2 separate regions of the Mus musculus genome follow, and region 1 is linked to region 2. The links are chromatin loops, found by intact Hi-C in ENCODE. Cell type or tissue: heart. All regions are shown on one strand. Links, peaks and the distances in the headings refer to the core of each region. The heading gives the core; the rest is flanking DNA.

Region 1 (10,492 bases), core at 3,347-5,846, 96 kb after region 2:
ACTTTATTTTCAGGCTGAACCTACTAGCGACTACATTTGACATTTATGGAGAGGGGACCTAGACAGAAAGGAGTGCAAGGTAATGACCAACATGCTTTTAGAGCAAGTTGGACCACACCATATTCTCAGCTTTGGGTGAAACTGGTCAGGGGGGCTTCCCAATGGTTGCTCTCTGACTGGTTCCTTAGCCCCATTTGAAACTGGAGTGCATTTTCCACTCTTGGATCTGAGGAGTGTGGCCAGGACTAACCAAGGACAGCATGCTTTTATCAAGAGAATAAGGTGTGCCTGGGACAGCACTTCCCAGAACTGGTGAAGGAAGGCTCCCTCTTTTATCTCCCTTAAGGAGCAAGAGGCTGGGATGGGATGGATACTAACGCCCTGCTAATGCCCTGCTTATTCCGCATCCTCTTTGATGTGACGAGCTACTCACCTTGCCTAGAACTCCATAATGGAAATCCAGGCATGGCAGAATGCTGGCTTCCATTTCCTTCCACTCTGTGTCGTGAATGGAGTTCATTTGTGGCATGAAGAATGAGTCTTAGGGTCCAGGTGCACCCCCGCCTGAGCTTCCAAACATATTGATGCCTACCCTCAAACACTTTAATTCATTGCCAAACAACTGCCAAAATTGATTCCTACTTTTTGCAAAACCTGGGAAGATGTGCTCTTTTCTTTCTTTCTTTCTTTCTTTCTTTCTTTCTTCCTTCCTTCCTTCCTTCCTTCCTTTCTTTTTCTTTTTTTTCTTTCTTTCTTTCTTTTTTTTTTTTTTTGCTTTTGCTTTATATATGCCAAATCCTTGCATTCTTAGTAATCCAGATTATTGCAAGTGGTGCCTAGGCTAATCACATGTAAAAACTAAACTATACCTGCCATTCCACTGTAAAAATTGTAAGATAAGGTGTTTGTCTGTGGCACCAACCCTAACAAGAATCACAACTACCAATGCTTTTTATAACGTCTTCCCCTGCTCACCTAATTTCTCCTAAGAGCTTCCGAGCTGGTTGAAGCTACCATGAAATCTTCTCAGTGAGGCTCCTGGCCTTCCCTTCCCAACTTTCCTTTCCTCCGTTACATCAGATGGAACTCTCTTCTATCGGCCTAAGGGTAAATCTCTACCCACTTTGCAATGGAGGAGCTGTGTGCATTGGCTGTGGCGGCTGTGGTTGGTTGTCTTGGAACTTTGACTATGACCTGCTTTCTCTACCTTTTCCTGGACCCTGTCTTCTCATTGGCCAGCTAGGTCGTTACTCAGCCTTGCGTTCTGAACTTGGCTTCTGTCACTAAAAGTTGGCTGGGATTCTAGGCTCTTGGGCTCTTTGCATAGCTCTTAACAGCTCTAACAGATGTGGGTGTGTTGACATCTGGAGAGACCTCCAGGACACAAACCTGGTTCATTTTCTCTATAGGCTTCGCTGTTCACAATATCATACTTCTAAATCTGAATTCTAAAACCCATTCTTGGTCGTGTCATTCCCTCATAAAAGGGCATCTTGACGGGAATAGGGATCTTAGCTCTTCTTCAGCGGGGTACCATTCCATGTTACTGATCATCATTAAATCCCTTGATAATAAAATGTAAATGTTAAAAGTGAGAAAGCTCGGGAATACTAAAAAAGCCACCGTTGGCACCGTTGCTAATGAGGAAAAGGAAAAAAAAAACCAACTAGAAAATGAGTTGTCAGATAAAACCTTGACAATCATACCTTGTAAAGTTCCCCCATAAACCATTGCCTGCACACTCTGCTGGCACTCCTCCCTCCAACAGCCAAATACCTAACAGCTTTTTCCACTCCCACAGCAGGACACTAGATAGAAACACACCAACTTTATAAGAAATTGATAATGTCGCCAAAACATAGTGTCAAGCACGGGATAAACAACTTAAAAGTGAACTTGTGTTTAATCATCCACCAGAAATGCCTGTACCGTTGAGTGTGCCAAAAACCGAAGTGGCTGCAGCCAAACAAATGATTGTCATATTTATATTCACGTGTTTACTGTTTCTATTTGGAGTTTGAGGAATTTACCCAGAGTAACCTCAGTTAGAATGTCCTCTTCTCTGTGTTCTAGAAAACGATCGCTTTAGGATTGTCCCTATGTCACAAAATCAATCCGACATTATGGTAGCAAATTTTGAGTCTCATCTTACATTCAGACTGTGTGTACGAAGAGGGACCTTGAATCTCTTTGCTTGAAAACTTTCTCCAGGGCATCAGACCTGCCGTTCAGTTGGTGGAGTGCTTGCCTGGTATACACTTGCCCCGCAGCACCTAATTTCTGAGTGGTGGCTCACGACTGTAAACTCAGCTTTCAGGAAGTGCAAACAGGGGGATCAAGAATTCAAGGTCGTCCTTGAATACTTAGTAAGTTTGAGCCAGCCTAGACTACTCGAGACTCTGTCTCAAAAAAATAAATAAATAGATAGATCCAGGCTATCCACTGTGAAAAAAGAACTTTCCTTTCCATAGGCTCATCTACGACTGCTTCTGCGTGGAATCCCTCTGCATTTGACACCCTGCATTTGCAGAGCAGCAAGGCTTCTGGTGCTCCTCCAGGATTGCCAGACATGGTTTATATGAACACTTAGGAAGAATGCCTCTTCAAAAACCTATACAAACAAAAACCTACACATTCCAGCTTTTATTTTACAACTTAGCAAGAACAGAAGAGGCTGGCGGCATCCCACCAGGGATTGCAGGCCATGTACTGGGCATGTTAATTTTCATGGATGCCACTCAGAGAGGAAGGCTCCGAATGCTGGCCTCCAGGTAGCCAGAGACAGGCCATTGATACGCAGCTGTACATTTTAGCTTGCTTCCTTTTCTATATGAATCATCAAGAAGACCTCCTAGACCAGCAGGTTTTGGGGCGAAAGCCTGGGAGCGAAACTTTTTTAGGAACTATTTTCTTGAGCAGGTAATTGTTCCTGCGTTAATCACTGTTCCCTAATCACCACTAACAAACATTCCTAATTGCTTCTCGGGAGAGCTCTGTCCCCATCCTCTTGCCAAAATATGATGCTGCCTCTTCAATGAATGCCTGCTGACTTAATTAGGGAAGAGACTGGCTCCTCAGCGAAGGGAAAAGTGAACAGGTGGATGTTTAAGCAAGCAGATGAAAGGCAAGCGAAAACCAGAGAGACAAGAGAAGAGAGGGGTAGCAGATACACAGGCATCAGATATACTCACTATCACTATGGTCTCTTTTTTACACTACCAGGGCTTTTATCCATGAAACCACCTGTGCGACAGACAGACCCAGTTGGAACACTTCACCAGCTTTGGGCCTCCAAACTGATGCTGAGGAGCTGGCTGAGGCCACATCTTCCAAAAGCCATGGCAACAGTGGCCTCTGGCCCTCCAAGGTCCCTGCAGGATGAAGGAGTGAACTTGACTGTTGGGGGTCTGGGCTGGGAAGCAAGCTAGGATTTCAGCATATAATGTTGGCCCCTGGGCAAAGGTGGCATTGGCAGGGTCCCCTTCATGTTTCCCAGACCCTATGGCATACGAGTGAGCTGAGAAATAGGCTTACTTGCTCTCTGTAGGAGAATGTCATGGTTCAAAACACCACTGCCAAACTTACAAAGGCCGTAGGAGTGGCAGGGACCATGAAAGGGGAAAATTGACCAAAGCTGTGGCTCAAAGCAGGGAGTTTAGTCACGATTTCCCGTGACTGGTAAGCAAGCAACTGCCCTGAAACTGGAGGTTTATTCATTTCAGAGGGGGAGATAATGGCCTTTTCTTTCATATGGCTTGGGAGTTCTTGCCACACTGTCCCTGTAGCACACTCAGAGCCATCTCACTATAAGCTGGAGGTGATGGTTTGTTAAGCCATGAAAATACAGACTTAAGTGATAAAAAAAAAATCTTAGTGTAACTTAGCATTGCATTTAGAGAAAAGAATATGATGATCATCCTGGTCTATGAAACAGGCTGAATAAAATAAGTGTATGTGAACATCATAGGGAATTAAGACAGAAATTCCAATGTGAATTTAATTTACTGTGCCTCACCACATGCTTATCAAATCTTTCTTGGCTCATTCCTGTGTAGGAGAAGAAAAGGAAGGAGTTTTGGGTTTTTTTTTTGTTTGTTTGTTTTTTCTTTTTTGAATCTACTTTTGGTATGTGAAGAAATAGAAGTTATGAGTCAAGGACTTCTTTGAACACCCTCATATTTAATCTGTCTCGGAGATGCTTCCATGTCCCCCAGTGTCCGCTGTGTATTTTGACTCACTGACTTTCATAGTGAACTGCTTCAGTTTAACTCCAGATCTGTCTGGACCTTCTCCCCTCCCATCCTGGCCAACCACTGGGAAGAACTTGTTTTCTTGGCTAACAGACAGGCACATGTCATTTTGTTCTGTCGCCATAGATAAGCTGCTACAAAGCCAGGGGAGAGTCAGGGCAAGAGTTGATTTGCTCAATAGTGTGACATGTAAGGTCAAAACCAGCTGTGACTGTCACCCTGAGGTTCCCAAAGGAAACCTGTGGGCCATTGGGTACACTCTGACCAGCAGCCCCAGATGGCCCCTCTTCACTGCACCACCCTGGTATGAAACCAAAGAGGGTAATGACAGTCCCCAGTGTATGAGCTGGCAGGGTTCTGTGTTCGTCTGCTCAGAAGTCAAGAATGTGTTTTTCCAAGAGGCATTGTTACAAATGGGGGTTGGGGGGTTGTTCCTAAAGAAGCCAAAAGTAAATAACTAAATACCTGTTTTATGTATACCAGGAGTTGGCCTGCTATTTCCATGAATGAGAAACATTTTAGGCATGATAAACTGTATGGTCTCTGTTTTGGCTCTGGCAGGAGGCCATGGACAGTCCTTTAAAAATATAGAGTCATCGATAGCTCAAAAGACAGGTTTATCCAATGGGACACAATTTTTCATCCCTGATGCAAACCACTTGGAATGGTTTCTGAAGAACTCAACCTCTCATGGTCTGGACATCTTTCATGTGCTCTCTAAGTCAGCTTTGCTTCTCCATCATGGTCTTGTGTCTCTTATTTTTGTCTTTTGTTTTTGTTTTTTTTCATATAAACTTTCCCTCCTAAGAGTTCCTTAAACTCTTTCAAGGCCTTGATGAACTCATAAATTAAACTCAGTTCCCCCTTTACCTTGAACAATGACTAATCCATCGGGTGACAAATCCCAGGCTAATGATCCACGGGGCTGCTGTTGTCTCCAACGTTCTGTTTCTTGTTCCTCGAAACACACATCGTCCTGTGCGCCCCCTGGAACTTGGGATTGCCCTTTTCATGGTCCCTGCCATTGAACTTGATGGAAAACTTCCGCTCTGAAGAATCTTCCCCAACATGGGTGTTCCAGTTTTTGCCAGGAGCTTCGGCCTTTATATCCCTGTGTTCATTTATCGGGTGCATTTTTACACAGTTCTGCGGGCTTGCCCAGCTTCAGCAACATTCACTGGCTTCATCGCAGTCCTGGATGCTAGAAGTCCAAAATCAAGGCTTTGGTTTCCTGCCGTGATCCCTACCCCAGAACCTCTTGGGCAGGAGATGTCTCTGGTCTCACTATCTCCATCACATTGCAGTGCCTTGTCTAGAGTGTCACATCTTTAGCATTAGTCCAATCTAGAAATGAGGAAAAGAAAATGTATTGTGGGATCAAAACCTACAGAAGTGTTCAGAGGCAGAAGCCATCCCAAGACAGGTCTGAAAGGGTGGGTCTCTGTCTTGATGGATCCACTAAAGATATCTGGTTTGTTGTTGTTGTTGTTTCATCCTCTCTGATCAAAATCTGAGTATGGGATAATGACTTCTCAACATGCAATGTCTCCCCTTCCTAGTCCCTGTGTCATACCACAAGTGACAGTGGTTGTAAAAAGCAGAGGCACGGGCACATTAACAAACAGTAAGCCCACGTGCAGAAACTTTCTACTATAGAAGAGGTGCTCAAAATCCAGCTGATAAGGGCTGGAGAGATGGCTCAGCAGTTAAGAGCACCAACTGTTCTTCCAGAGGTTCTTAGTTCGATTCCCAGCAACCACATGGTTGTAATGAGATCAGATTCCCTTTTCTGGTGTGTCTGAAGATAGCAACAGTGTATTCACATACATTAAATAAATAAGTAAATAAGTAAATATATAAATAAATAAACTTTTTTTAAAGATCCAGCTGATAAAATAGGAACGCTATTGACTTAGTGTTTTAATTCTGTGAACAAACACTATGACCAAGGCAACTCTTATAAGGAAAACATTTCATTGGGGCTGGCTTACAGGTTTTGAGGTTCAGTCCATTATCAAGGTGGGAATATGGCAGCATCTTGGCAGGCATGGTGCAGGAGGAGCTAAGAGTTCTACATCTTCATCTGAAGGCTGCTAGTGGAAGATTGACTTCCAGACAACTAGGGTGAGAGTCTTAAGTCCACGCCCACAGTGACACACCTACTCCAACCAGGTCACACCTATTCCAACAAGGTCACACCTCCAAATGGTGCCACTCCCTGGTCCAAGAATATACAAACCATCACAGCTATTAAGAAGGGTGACCTGCAAGTACCTTAGATACTTAGTAGCAATTTATTGCCAGTTTCCTACAAACTTGTTTTTGTTTTGTGGGGTTTTTTTTTAGAGTGAACCCCTTACTGGGGAACAAGTTAATTAAAAGATAGAGACCTTGCTTGCTCTCACCTCCATTCCTGGCAGCCAGCCTGACTCTTGCCTTCCTAGATTGAGTACCGCACCCAACCCTCATCCCTAACTTCAAGTGAGAGCAGGAGGTCTGCTAGAGCCATCCTGTCTCAGCTTCGAAAGCCCACATCAAAATGCATGCTTTCCTCATCAGAGGTGAAGGAAGAGAATCTGTATTCTCTGGACCTGACAAGTTACAAACAGCATCCTTTCAGTTATAACTATGGTGACCTAACCCAAGCTTGCAGACACCAAGATCATCTCACGCCTTCCTGTGACTCAGATGGATGGTGCAGAAGGAAGGCTTAAGTCGTGAAAAGTCGATTTTGTAGGTCTGTGAGGGTTAAGCCAACTTGTGAAGTCTTTGCCTTGCAAGCATCAAGAATTCCCTAGAAACCATGAAAGAAAAAAGGAAGAGAAAACTGACAGGAAGGAAGGAAGAAATCAAGGAAAGGAAGGGATCACAGCTCCCAGCACTGAGGGGCAGACAGGTGGATCTCTGGAGCTCGCTGGCTGGCCAGCCTAGTCAAAGCACTGAGTTCCAGGTAAAGGTGAGAGACTATACCTAAAAGACAAGGTAGCCTGCTCCTGAGAGACACTTCCTGAGGAAATTCTCTTGCCTACACACATACACATGCATAGCTATATTTTTAGAACACATGCTCCAAGCTAAGCCCTTTAACACTCTTTGAAATGATAGCATACTAACGGTTGAGACTTTATAGTCACACTGTAAATGAAAGAGTCTCACAGAGAGCTGGCATGAAGATGTGGGCATCTGGAGAGAGGGGAAGGTCTGCAAGGAGTTTGAGAGATAGAAGCCTGAGACTTGACCCACTCATTGCTCTGAAATTCTCTTGTGTGAACCTGAACCAGACTCAGCATGCTGAACCTTGACCTACTCAGCTCCACCCAGACCCCTAGCTCTGGAGGAAAGCCAAAAGAGCTATAGGCAAGGTCATCAGTCCTGGGCTGTAGTGTGCCTCCTCCTGTCTCATGGTGACTCAAAGCAAGCTCCTTGACCTGTCTTCACCTGTGAAATGGGGCAGGGGAGGGTGTGGCAGGTGTGATGGGAATTCAGGAAGATGCCTCATGAGATGATAAAAACCAACCCACTCACAGTGGGCCTCTTCGACCCACCAGGGCACGCCCCGTTTGTGTCATTTTCCCATCCCAGTTCTTCCCTCCACGGATTGAGTGTTATTAAGGCCTAAACACTCCACAGTCAACAACTGATAGAGTAAGTTTTTCCGTTACCCTGAATCCCTCCTCCGGCTCACCTGCAAGATCGGCAGCATCCACAGATGTCTTTTGTATGATTAGAAAGGAAATCAGAAACAGGCTGTGCCCTGCCGGGGCGCTGCACTCCGAAACTCAGACGCCAGCTCTGTTATCTGTACCCTTCCCCCACCGTGCTATTTTCTTTGGATTAGAGATGCTTTTACCTGGAAACTCCACTTTAATTTTTTTTTTTAAGTCAAACTCCCTGAGCTACTTTGAAGATTTCCACCAGGGTGGGACTGTCTAGGCAGGGTGGTGGTTGCGCTTTTCTCGGCTACCAACAGGGTACATTATCACAGCTGTCCTGTGAAAGGCACTACATACTTGGTGCACATGTGTTTATAGGGCTGATGCCACAAGAAAAAAAAAAAAGGCATCCTGATTGCAGGACAAGGGACAGGATTCGACACAGAGCTTCAGTTTAAATTTGTCTAAGGAGTCAGGGCTAAGCAATGCCTGGCAACTGTCAGAAGTAAATGGTTACAAGGCGAACAGCCATTCCCAATTACTAGCAGGGGCAGCTGGAGTTGGCATGGAATTCAGCAGCAACAGGAGCTGTAGGACACATGTTCTCCTTGGATAGTGCCATGGGCCATTCCAAGGACCTCTGGGCACCTCTGGACAAGTGACTTCATGGGAAGGTTCACACCACAAGCATCACTGAGCATGGCTGGCATATTTGGGAGGCTGTGTCTGGCAGAGGTTGGCCACCGTCTCGATGCCAGCAGTCTCTCATGACTCCAAACCTCAAATCTGCTCTAAGCAGAAGGGAAAAGTCGGCTTGTGAGCTGAGCTTTTTGGTCCAACTGTGCTTCAGATAAACACAGCCCGTGGCTATTTCAGGTCTCGGTTTTAGGGAGCAGCTGTGAGGTTATGGAAAGAGCCAAGGGGAGAACCTTGACCCAAGTGGCTGTTTCTCTGAGTGCTGGGAGAGAGGAAGCTGGGGCATGGCCCCTCAGAGGTCAGGAGGACATCACGGGGCTGTCCCACTGACGGGGTACAGATGTCTCAATTCTGGGAACCCTCTTTGCCAAGTTCTGACTCTCTAAAAAATGGATGTTTGAAGTTTGGAGTAAAAAATGCTACCCTGTGAAAAGAGAGCATTTTATTGCATTGATACCTGGTGGTCTCAAAGCAGAATATGGGGGCCAGCAAGACGGCTAAACACTTGCCACCAAGCCTGAAGGTCGGAGTTTAGTCCCTGGGATCCACATGGTGGCGAGAGCCAATTCCTTCAGTTGTTCTCTGACCTCCACACATGTGCTTCGCCACACATGTAAAATAAATAAGTAAAATGTAAAACAAAGAAAGCTCATTTTAAAAAAATCAGAATAGGGATCTCTAAAGGTCCACCTACCCTGCATTTTATTGAAATATATGTCTATTACAGGAAGCCAGATACCTATCTGTGACTGATATCCAATCTCCCCAAATTGCCCTCTGTCCTTCTGGGGTCACTCCAGGAGATGCTGAATCCTGCCCGACATGTGGGCATGTCCCTTGCCTAAACATCATCTCACAGGGACACAAATCTCACAGTCACGTCACGGCCTTCAACGCTGGGACACAAGCAGTTCAATATCTATAAAGCAAGCTTAGATAACTTCCCCCAGTGGATTCTTACAAGTTAAACACCCAAGGTGTAATGTGCTGCTCAGTGGCCTGGTATGAATATGGTCTAGTTAATCCCCAACACCACACACAAAAAACGACTGAACACTGAAGTCCCTTTAGTGTCCCTCAAACCCTAGCCTATCCATAGAAGTAGAGGGAAGCCAGCACACAAAACAAATCCCCACCTTCTTCCTGAGGAAGCTCCCACTGCATCCAGCTGTGGGCGCCATCATGGATCTAGGGTGTGGTATGGGCTGTCTGGGACCCGAGGGATGGAGAACCACAATGACAGAGAGAGTCTTCACCTTCAGAACATGCATGGTCCGTGGAGGGGAGGAGCAGATCAATTAATCTGTGAGACGAATAGTTATGAAGGATCCTGTGTGGGAGTTTGGAGGGAAGTGCCCACTAACCACAAAGTTAGGCTTCTCAAAAATATTAACCTTCCTGGATCCTGAGAGAAAAAGACAGTGGGCAATGAAGAAAGTTGCTCCCAGAAAGGAAGAAGCTCACCCATGCAAAGGACCTGTGGCAAATCCATCTTAAATATGGATGGGGGTTGCAGCTCCTTTAGTATGCCAGGCAAATAACTATGGCAGACCCTTGACTCAGCAAACCTCACTCCCCGAGACCTGCAGGCAAATATCTCTCTCTATCTATCTATCTATCTATCTCTCTCTCTCCCTCCCTCCCTCCCTCCCTCCCTCCCTCCCTCTCTCTCTCATGGAAAACTCCTGGAAAAACCAGTACACAGAGAATGTAGGGGCTCTTTTCCAGTAGAACCACCAGGTTTGCCCTGGCTGAAAATCGGAAAGCATTGGTTATCTTGTAGCCTGCATTTGTTGTCAAAGCTTTCTACAATATTATAGTGAGATGCCTGTACAGGAAAAAAAAAATCTAATTTATTTCTCATTGTCCATTCTCTCAAACATGAGGTGTTTA
Region 2 (10,492 bases), core at 4,156-6,655:
GTGAAATAAGCCAAATGCAGCATGTCAGACGTTGCATGTGTGCAACTTGATCTATGAATATATGTGTATAACATACATAAATATCACATATGACATGATTGTAGAATGTAAAACTATTTGGGAAAATGTAGGGAACTAGAGCGAAGCTAATGGGGTGAATACGGTCAAAGCACATGACATATTTGAATAAAAATGTCATGTTTATAAGCGATTATTTTGGATAATAAATATAAGCTGATAAGAAAATTAAGAGTAAGTAGCAGATGACTATCTTCCCATTTGTCAGCTGGGGGTTAGCAACCAGAAGGCTCATACTGAGCATTCGAGCTACAAAGATTGAAATTCGAAAGCTGAGGAGGTTTGGAAACCTACCTGGTTGAAGTGAGTAGCCATTGTGGTTTGTGCAATAGCTAGTTAGTAGTTGGTTTAGATATCATCTCATGTGTTAGTCTTAGAGATTTAAGAATTCCAAAGAACTTAGTTCATGTTTCCCTCCATAGCCTGTTTTCTTGCAGACAAAACCACTTGCCTTATCTACCATGGAACAGATATTAATGAGAAGGAATGTTCATGGCAAAGGGTAAGAGAATACAAAACTAAACAATGGTGGTCCCTCTAGGAGATAAGACTCCCAAAGAGCAACTCCTCCACATTTATTACACAAGGGGTGAAAGTCCTAGGGGTTCTAGATCAGCCTCCTCCACATGGGGAGGGATCTTAGTCTCTAGGGTTGAAAGAGCTGAAGTTCTTGTCTGTGTGTCCACGAGGATTCCTCTGTGCTTGAAGTTTCTGAAGAAGCAAGCCACTTATGTATATACTCTTTAAATACTACTAAATTCAAACAAGTCAAACATAGTAGGTATTATGTCTCTAGGCTCGGGGGTAGTAAGATTTTACACATAAAGGAGAAAGAAATCTATGTACTAGGTCTTCAGTGTTCTAGGACCTCTGGTCTCATGTGGCTGTTTCTCTGAACTCTGTGGCATACTGCTATTAAAAAGTCTCTAAAGGAGACACTGAAAGTGATAGAGGAGAAAGTGGGGAAAAGTCTCGAAGATATGGGCACATGGGAAAAATTCCTGAACAGAATAGCAATGGCTTATGCTGTAAGATCCAGAATTGACAAATGGGACCTCATAAAATTGCAAAGCTTCTGTAAGGCAAAAGAAACTGTCAATAAGACAAAAAGGCCACCAACCGCTTGGGAACGGATCTTTGCCAATCCTAAATCCAATAGGGGACTAATATCCAATATATAGAAAGAACTCAAGAAGATGGACTCCAGAAAATCAAATAACCTTATTCAAAAATGGGGTACAGAGCTAAACAAAGAATTCTCAACTGAGGAATACTGAATGGCTGAGAAGCACCTGGAAAAAAAATGTTCAACATCCTTAATCATCAGGGAAATGCAAATCAAAACAACCCTGAGATTTCACCTCACACCAGTCAGAATCGCTAAGATCAAAAATTCAGGTGACAGCAGATACTGGCGAGGATGTGCAGAAAGAACACTCCTCCATTGCTGATGGGATTGCAAGCTGGTACAACCACTCTGGAAATCAGTCTGGCGGTTCCTCAGAAAATTGGACATAGTACTACCGGAGGATCCCGCAATACCTCTCCTGGGCATATACCCAGAAGATATTCCAACTTGTAATAAGGACACATGCTTCACTATGTTCATAGCAGCCTTATTTATAATATCCAGAAGCTGGAAAGAACCCAGATGTCCCTCAACAGAGGAATGGATACAGAAAATGTGGTACATTTACACAATGGAGTACTACTCAGCTATTAAAAACAATGAATTCATGAAATTCTTAGGCAAATGGATGGACCTGGAGGGCATCATCCTGAGTGAGCTAACCCAATCACAAAAGAACACACATGATATGCACTCACTGATAAGTGGATATTAGCCCAGAAACTTAGAATATCCAAGATACAATTTGCAAATCACATGAAACTCAAGAAGAAGGAAGACTGAAGTGTGGATACTTCATTCCTTCTTTGAATGGGGAACAAAATACCCATGGAAGGAGTTACAGAGACCAAGTTAGGAGCTGAGGGGGAAGGAGAGACCATCCAGAGACTTCCCCACCTGGAGATCCATGCCATAAACAACCACCAAACCCAGACACTATTGCATATGCCAGAAAGATTTTGCTGACAGGACCCTTATATAGCTATCTCTTGTGAGGCTATGTCAGTGCCTGGCAAATACAGAAGTGGATGCTCACAGTCAACTATTGGATGGAACACAGGGCCCCCAATGAAGGAGCTAGAGAAAGTACCCAAGGAGCTAAAGGGGTCTGCAACCCTATAAGAGGAACAACAATATGAACTAACCAGTACCCCCAGATCTCCTGTCTCTAGTTGCATATGTAGCAGAGGATGGCCTAGTAGGCCATCAATGGGAGGAGAGGCCCTTGGTCTTGCAAAGATTATATGCCCCATTACAGGGGAATGTCAGGGCCAGGAAGCAGGAGTGGGTGGGTTGGGGAGTGGGGCTGGGGAGGGTATAGGGTACTTTCGGAGAGGAAACTAGAAAAGGAGATAGCATTTGAAATGTAAATGAAGAAAATATCGAATTAAAAAAATTCTCTAAACATCTTTTTTTGGAAAATGAGTAATGCTAACACAAGTTTGTTCAGGAAAGGGAGCAGAAATATAGGGCTTTTGTGATCTAAGTTATTGTTTCATATATACATGCAAGAGAAGACTGTACCTGCTACATGCAGCTGTAGCCCCATGCTCCCAAGGTTAGCTCAGCATCGCAAGATTTAAGGGATTCTAGCAAGTGTTTGGAACACTCATCCTCTGTCCGAGTCAATAACAATGAAAGACATAGGAAACGGGAGCCAGAATGGGAAAATTCTTGTTTGTTCTTAATTCTCTGAAGTTCTTTTGACTTCACGAAGTCCTAAGTTAACCAGAGCGTGGAATTTGTCCAGACGAGATAAATAATAAAATTGGTTGTGTACGTTTTCCACTCAAACAAGTTTAAAAAAAAAAGTAACAAAAGAGAAGAAACTCTTCTCCAAGGTTATATTTTCTTTTGAGAACTGGAAACAAGTGCACTTATAGACACTGGTTGAGGGAGAGATTGCCTTGAGAGCATATAGTTTTTAAAACTCCGTGTAACCAAATGAAAGGTGGGTCATATTTTAAAAGACTTTATTTTCCTTGAACTACTGCAACCAAGTCTAAGGAGCTTTCTCTGGGCTTGTGTACTTTTTAAACATCTGCAAATAATGTCAAGCACCTACACATTTGCCACCACCAGCCACACACTTCCTTTTTTTTTTTTTTTTTTTTTTTTTTGGTTTTGGTTGTGGTTGTGGTTGTGGTTTTTCGAGACAGGGTATCTCTGTATAGTCCTGGCTATCCTGGAACTCACTCTGTAGACCAGACTGGCCTTGAACTCTGCCTCCCAAGTGCTGGGATTAAAGGCATGCCACTACCACCATTGCCAGGCGACTTCTTGACTGAAATAAACCGGGCCGGGAGTTGGACTAAACTTTTCAAAGTAACCTTTGGGGAATTTCCGTGAGCACATTATCTATTCAGTAAGAACTTGGAAGGGAGTCTGCTTTTGGTTGGTTGGTTTTTTATTTGGTTTTGTTCTTTAATGTATTTATCAGCCTATTGATAGGGGAAACCCAGAGAAGGGAAGGAGAGGGAGGGGGATCAGTATCAAGCGTGGAGGGATGAGGGTAAAAAAGAGGAAGGGGTAAACGGGAAGTAGAGATCGAAATGGGACAGAGAAACAGGAAGGGAGAGAGACGAAATCCACTTTTTAAATAAGAAGGAGAAGGACAGTAACCCCGAATTTTACGAAATGTGCGGGTTGCTGCAGAGGAATACGGTAACAGCTGGAGATTACGGTACTCGCTAGGCTACAGCCTGCCTGTACTACGTCAACCCGAGCTGCAAAGTTCCGAGCCGCTCTTTTCTGTGTCCAGGAACTGAATATCAAACTGGTGATCGTGGAGTTATTGGATCGCTGTATTTGTCATTTCTTTTCTCTGTTTTCAGTCTTTATTTTAAAATATCCAGGAGAAGCAAGAAGCGAGCCCGGAGTTTGAGGGCTCAGCAGTGGTGGGGTGAGTCAGCGGGTGCTAAGGACTGGGTCTTGGTCTTTGGAGACCCTGTTCTCCTGCAGAGAACCAGAGGGCTCTGCGAGGACTGAAGGTCCGCTTCTCCTGGCGCCAGGGCCTCCGCAGCCGCGCAGCAGGTGAGTAGCGCAGCGGTGCGGAGCGCCGGCATCCCGCAGGGCCGAGTTGTGGGGTGGGCTGGTGTGCCCCTGGACTTAGCCTCGATTCTCCGCTTTGGGACTGGCTTTGAAACCAGCACCCCAAACCACCAGGTTTCCCTGATTTGCCATGGGAAGTTACCTTCTAGTTAACAAGTGTCATTTTAACCCATATATAGACCCCAAGTGGGAGAAAGCGGGTTCCGCAGTGTTGGTGTGGTTTGGTTATCACCTGTGAGGGCTTGAACTTGTGATTGTTTTCACAGCAGCCTGCTCCTGAGATCTCAGTCTTAGGGCTGTACCCCAAAAGACAAAGTATGCAGGTCCCGAAGCCCCAAACCTCTGTCTTACATCTCCTGGTCTGGTCCTTTTGCAGTGTAGAAATCGGGTTATTTAGGCAGATCGTGAACCCTAGCCCAGAAAATCCCAGGCTTCCCCGACTGCTGGCATGGGGACTTGATTTTTTTTTTTTAAGTCCCTTAGGGAATCCGCAGTGACTGCTACTCACAAAGCCTGGTCCGAGGAATAATGCGCTCCCACCCAGGTCTCCCAGAAAGCCCGGGTGTGGCTTGAGACTGGAATCCCTACAGCGGTCGCCCCTTGAAGATCCTGCCTGAATCCATCCGGGCCCTGTTTAGCTCTGGGAATTGGCTTTGCTGGGAACCTAGCTCTTTCTCGAGGGTGACTTGGCTGGTAGGCAGACCCGCGCGCTCTGCTCCCACGAGCGCAAATTCCGCGGGAGAAAGCGTACGCGCGGCCCTGCGGTTCCGTGCTCTCCGAGGTTCGCACTCCCAGACCGCCCTCTCCAGGTGACTATGGTGCAACCTGTTCTAAGGGAGACACGGAGGATCCCCACACCACCCCTGAGATTCTACCGGCTTGCCTCTGTGCGACAACCGCAGCTGCAGTCGAGCATGTGGAGCTGAGGTGGTGATGCAGGAAGGGGGCGTTTCGGGGCTTTATTTTCTCCAACCTATCTCTCGAAATTCAGCTTCCAGCTACTGCAGCTTGGGGTTTTATTGTCATTATTTGAGGTGGGGAGTTTTTTTTTTTTTTTTTTTTTTTTCTCTCTTGCTTGCTTTTGTTTTGGATTCTGAACTTGGTCAGCCAAGGCAAGGTGAAGCATTCGAAGGCACCTTCCCAGAGGGGAGGACTGGGGAGGACTGCAGAGGGGGACAGAGCACGCAGTCCCCTCCCTTGTCCCGTGTTGCCTACGTCAGGGCCTCACAAAGCCACTCATGGACTGCAGAGCGGCGGGCTCCCAGCAGGAGTCTGGTTACTGGGCGAGCTCCCCAGGGCCTGGCTGTCCAGGGCGACTGGCTCACGGACTGCCTTTTTCTTTGTGTTTTTTATTTTCAGCTGAATTCAGATAAACGAAGCTCCAGGGCCACTTCGGTCTCAGCAAATATTCCAGACCCATGTTACCTAGCCAGAACTCCTAGAAACTGGAGCTAGCGGTATCCCATAGATGGGCGGCCAAGTTGAGAGTCACTGCCGGTCAGCTGCAGCGCCCATTCGCCCAGCGTCCCTGCCTTGAGCTTCGAAGGCTGAGCCACACTTAGCTAACCATTTCAGCAAAGACTAGTCACAGACTCGTGAATTTCTAATTGCGTGGATGCACAGGATGGATCAGAGTGCACAGAGAAGCGGATTTTTGTAATTTCTGGTGGCTTTCACAGCATGTCCTTTTAAACCTTTGGAAGGTGTCCCCAGAAGCCCAGAGCGCGCCTGGCCATGTCTCCTTTAATGCTCTGTTCCTCAACGTGGCCCTCTGAGGGTTCCCAGAGCTGCTCCAGGCGGTTTACAACAGGTGTGTTCTCTCCCTCCCCCAGCCCAACCCAGCCCGCAGGATTCCCCCAAGCGGAGATTTTTTGACTTGGCTTCCTCAGGCTCACGTTTCCGCCCTCCGCCAGAGGGTGGCCGTCCAAAGCCCGACCTTGCCCCCTCCCTGGGACCATGGTGCTTCTTTCTGAAAATGCTTCTGAAGGCTCCAACTGCACCCACCCGCCAGCACAGGTGAACATTTCTAAGGCCATTCTACTTGGGGTGATCTTGGGGGGCCTCATCATTTTCGGGGTCTTGGGGAATATTTTAGTGATCCTCTCGGTGGCCTGTCATCGGCATCTGCACTCGGTGACTCACTACTACATTGTCAACCTGGCTGTGGCAGACCTCCTCCTCACCTCCACCGTGCTGCCCTTCTCTGCCATCTTTGAGATCCTGGGCTACTGGGCCTTTGGCAGGGTGTTCTGCAACATCTGGGCGGCGGTGGACGTCTTATGCTGCACAGCGTCCATCATGGGCCTCTGCATCATCTCCATCGACCGATACATTGGTGTGAGCTACCCGCTGCGCTACCCCACCATTGTCACCCAGAGGAGGGGCGTCAGGGCTCTGCTCTGCGTCTGGGCGCTTTCCTTGGTCATCTCCATCGGACCCCTGTTCGGCTGGAGGCAGCAGGCTCCGGAGGATGAGACCATCTGCCAAATCAATGAGGAGCCAGGATACGTGCTGTTCTCAGCGCTGGGCTCTTTCTACGTGCCACTGACCATCATCCTGGTTATGTACTGTCGAGTCTACGTGGTAGCCAAGAGAGAAAGCCGAGGCCTCAAGTCCGGCCTCAAGACCGACAAGTCAGACTCAGAGCAAGTGACGCTCCGTATCCACCGTAAAAATGTCCCTGCAGAAGGCAGCGGAGTAAGCAGTGCCAAGAATAAGACTCACTTCTCCGTGAGGCTGCTCAAGTTTTCCCGAGAGAAGAAAGCCGCCAAGACGCTGGGCATTGTGGTGGGATGCTTCGTCCTCTGCTGGCTGCCATTCTTCCTCGTGATGCCCATTGGTGAGTGTTCTCAACCCCACTGCTTACAGTTGAGGGAATGGGGAGTCCCACCGCTAAGGTAGAAGAGGGGTCTGCATTTCAAAGGCACAGGAAGGACTCCCTGGTGGGAACTGGAGTCTTTTCTTTTACTACTTTGTTGGTCTCTTTAATGGGAGTGTCCACTTTTCTTAATGTCCTTAAGTCTGGTTAACTTAAATCCACGCAGTCTCTTTAGAGTCCCCAAAGCAGACTACTCGGATACTGCTCCTGTTCCGCTATGGGTGGGGAAAAAAAGTCCTCTTGGCTTGAAAATACACACCACGCTTGTTCTGGGCAAATATGTGACTGTACAATTGGGTTAGATGGTACTCTCCGCTGTGTGTGTGAGTTATAGTGTCTGTCTGCTTAGGCTCTGTCTGTGCTCATTTTGTTCTCCGAATTCAGTGTGATAGAGAATATGGTAAGCCATTCACAACCGAAATATTTTTTTCATGTCCAAACTAATTAAAAAAACGTAAAGAATCCATTCTTTAAAATTCCAGTAAGCAAATACTCTTTCATTTAAGCAGTGAGTTTGAAAGCAGACACCACTCTTATCCAAAACCATCCCGGAAATGCAGATGACAGCTTGAAAACAGCACAATAATGTTGCAAATCCAATTTTTGCAGATGCAAAATTAGCTGTTGTCAGAATTAATTACCTCATTATAAGTATCAAGAAGCCAATCCACTGGGAACAGCCTCCTATCTGAAAGGCCTTCCATGCCATTCCAAAGCACTTCTTTGCTACTTTTAGTTTGTAAACTAAAATACAGACTCACGTGCTGGTTACCACCAACTATAACAAACACAAAATCATAGCAAACGTGCCCTCTAAAGTGCTTTTGAACCCAGTATCAATTACAGTACCATACTTTGCAACCCCGTGTCAGAATAACAAGTCTAGTTTTTGATTACCAACTGTGCCCCAGATGTTGACCAGACTTTTCAACACCTGCCATCTTGCCTCCACACATGGAAGAAAGACACTTTTCAATGCTATATCCACCAGCCACATGTAGCTGTTTAAATGTGGATTAAAATTAAATTATACCACAATTCCATCTCTCATCTCCACTAGCCACTTTCCAAGCACTCAATGGCCAGCTGTGGCCAGTAGCTGCATTTTGAGACTGCAGAGGCACAGATGATTTCTACAGTTGCAGAACTTCTGTGGAACAGGGCTCCTGGAGTGGCTGACCCTACATGGCCTTCCTTGTGCCTGCCTGTCCCTGTTCCAGACTCTTTCTGGAAGGAAGTTGGAGCTTTGACGTTACTGGAGTGACACTCTTTAGTCACTCTGCATTCTTCCCTTCCCACACTCCTTCTCTTTCTGCCTCCCGGAGGGCGCACTATTAGAGCTGCACCTATTCTGTACCTATTCACGCCACAGATGCCTGCTGAAGCCTTGTTTCAACCACTGAGGGTGAACAAGGCAGAAAGTCCTTACTCACAAAATAGACACCTGCACATAGGCTCCAGTACAGGGGAACGCCAGGGCCAAAAAAATGGGAATGGGTGGGTAGGGGAGTGGGGGAGGAGGGTGTGGGGAACTTTTGGGATAGCATTGGAAATGTAATTGAGGAAAATACGTAATAAAAAAATGTGAAGGACCAATAAGCACTGTCAGAGAGTCCCCAGAATGAGAGGCCAGGTGGCATAAGGATGATGGAACAGTGTTCTGAGAAGTACTGCGGAGTGTAGGGTATATTCCAGCAGAGCCCCGACTGAACTAAGCTTGTAAAATCCTGAGGGAAGAACAGATTGTCCAAGGGAACAGTGGCTGCAAAGATGGGAAAACGGGAAAACCTCACCTGTTCAAGCAAGGGCAAGAGGCAAGGACAAAAATAAAATTAAAAAAAAAAATCACAAGAGTAGATAAGATCACATCATGCAGGGTCTTTTTTTTTGTCGAAGTAAAATTTGCATAGATGATTATATATTTAACAGAAACTGAAAAGAATGGAAAATGAAAGGGCAGGGAGGGGCTGGGGACGTGGAACATCCGATCATCGATCATCGTTCTCCCACTGTGCTGGGAGTGTCTCTTAGACATCTGAGTGTCTGCCAGGTGGGCAGAAGGTGTGTGAACTGGGAGCTTTGAGGGGACATGGGCTAAGGGTAAAACCTTGGGCACACCAATGTGTATAGGCACAGGGAGGTCTGCCAGAGAGGAGGCATCCAGAGAAGAACCAAGCCTCAGAGGTGGCAGGCAGGGAGGGAAGCAGGTAACAAAAGGGAGGGGGGGTAACCCAGGAAGTGGGAAGAAAATTAGGAAATACAAGAAGAATAATTAATTGTGTCACACACAGCTCCCAGGGAGAGCAAGTGGAAGTTGCCTTGGTGATGGGGTGGTCCTTAATGGTGGACAGCAGTTGGGTGAGGCTGAAGGCTTCAGTAGAGCGCTGGGAACAGAAGCCCTACTGTGCATCCTCCAGGGAGAATGGAAGATCAAATGGGATAAGGGAAGGCAGACCCCTCTTAGGAAGAGTGTGCTAGAAGCACTAGGAAAGGGTGTTGCTTGAGAGAGCCAGGGGCAAGTCTCAAAAGTGGAAGATAGGCCATGATGTTTGTATTCTGATGGGAAAGATCAGATAGAACAGGACACCAATGGCAGAGGCAAGAGCCAAGAGAAGTGCCCAAAAGAAAGAAATGACGAAGGAGTCAAGGGATGTGAGCGCCACAGCATGAAGGAGAAGGAGAACATTAGAGAGCTCTCAGAGTACTTCAATATTCCCAGTGAACTAAGAAGCAGAGAGGGGAAGGAACAAGGAATGTGTCCATTGAACAGCAAGGAAAAAGGCACGAGCTACCTTAGGAATGAGAGTCTGTGTATTATGAAAATTTAGTCAAGACACACCAGTGTCCCAAGGGCCTATTTGGAATTTATGGTCATGAATCTGAAACAAAGCAGGGAAGAAGGCTACACCATGGTCTCCCAGAGCTAAATGGCTGAGGGATACAGGGTGTGGCTGAGGATGGATAGGTATTCCAGGGAGCGGGATAAGGAGGGCACATCTGGGAGGGATGGATACAATGGAGTCAGACCAGGGTCCACACAGAGCAGATGCTGGAAAGAGTCAGAGGTGATGGATACCTGGGACTTTAGGGTTGTGCTGGTGACTGGGGCTCTAAAGGAGATGGGGTGTGCTTACCCAGATCCTTGTGTCCCGGAGAGTAGGTAGATGCTCGGAATTTAGAGTCTTCTCCTAAGTGCTGCACTCTCAAGGAGTTAATAATGTCAGGGTAAAGATGTTGTGACAGAGGGACTTGTGGTTTTAAAAAGTAAGTAAGTAAATGGGCACAGAAGAAAACTGAAAACCTTCGCAGTGTGTCAGTAGGCTGCTCAGGACTAGGAGACCCCTAAACTCACCAAT

Evidence for each region. Hi-C counts contacts between places; a loop is a spot of excess contacts. Peaks named below come from ENCODE experiments on the same cell type or tissue, not always from the same donor. Only the 100,000 strongest peaks of a DNase experiment are listed, where the experiment ranks them.
Region 1: it touches region 2 in a loop (5-fold over the local background); 6 of 42 quality-filtered maps call a loop at or near these places.

The regions. Positions count from the first base shown.
Region 1 is chr14:66,728,342-66,738,833 of GRCm38, forward strand. It overlaps Adra1a (adrenergic receptor, alpha 1a), which reads left to right. Exons shown (of 4, transcript NM_001271760.1): 4 at 3,223-5,121. Among named protein-coding and RNA genes, the nearest start is that of Adra1a, 98 kb to the left of the region's middle. In heart, for the core only: no CTCF peak of the experiment used is centred there; a DNase peak (open chromatin) is centred at 4,380.
Region 2 is chr14:66,631,364-66,641,855 of GRCm38, forward strand. Adra1a (adrenergic receptor, alpha 1a) reads left to right here and starts at 3,888. Exons shown (of 4, transcript NM_001271760.1): 1 at 3,888-4,240; 2 at 6,091-7,097. The coding sequence starts at 6,215. In heart, for the core only: a CTCF peak has its summit at 5,535; a DNase peak (open chromatin) is centred at 5,498; H3K4me3 peaks cover 2,500 bases; H3K27me3 peaks cover 2,427 bases.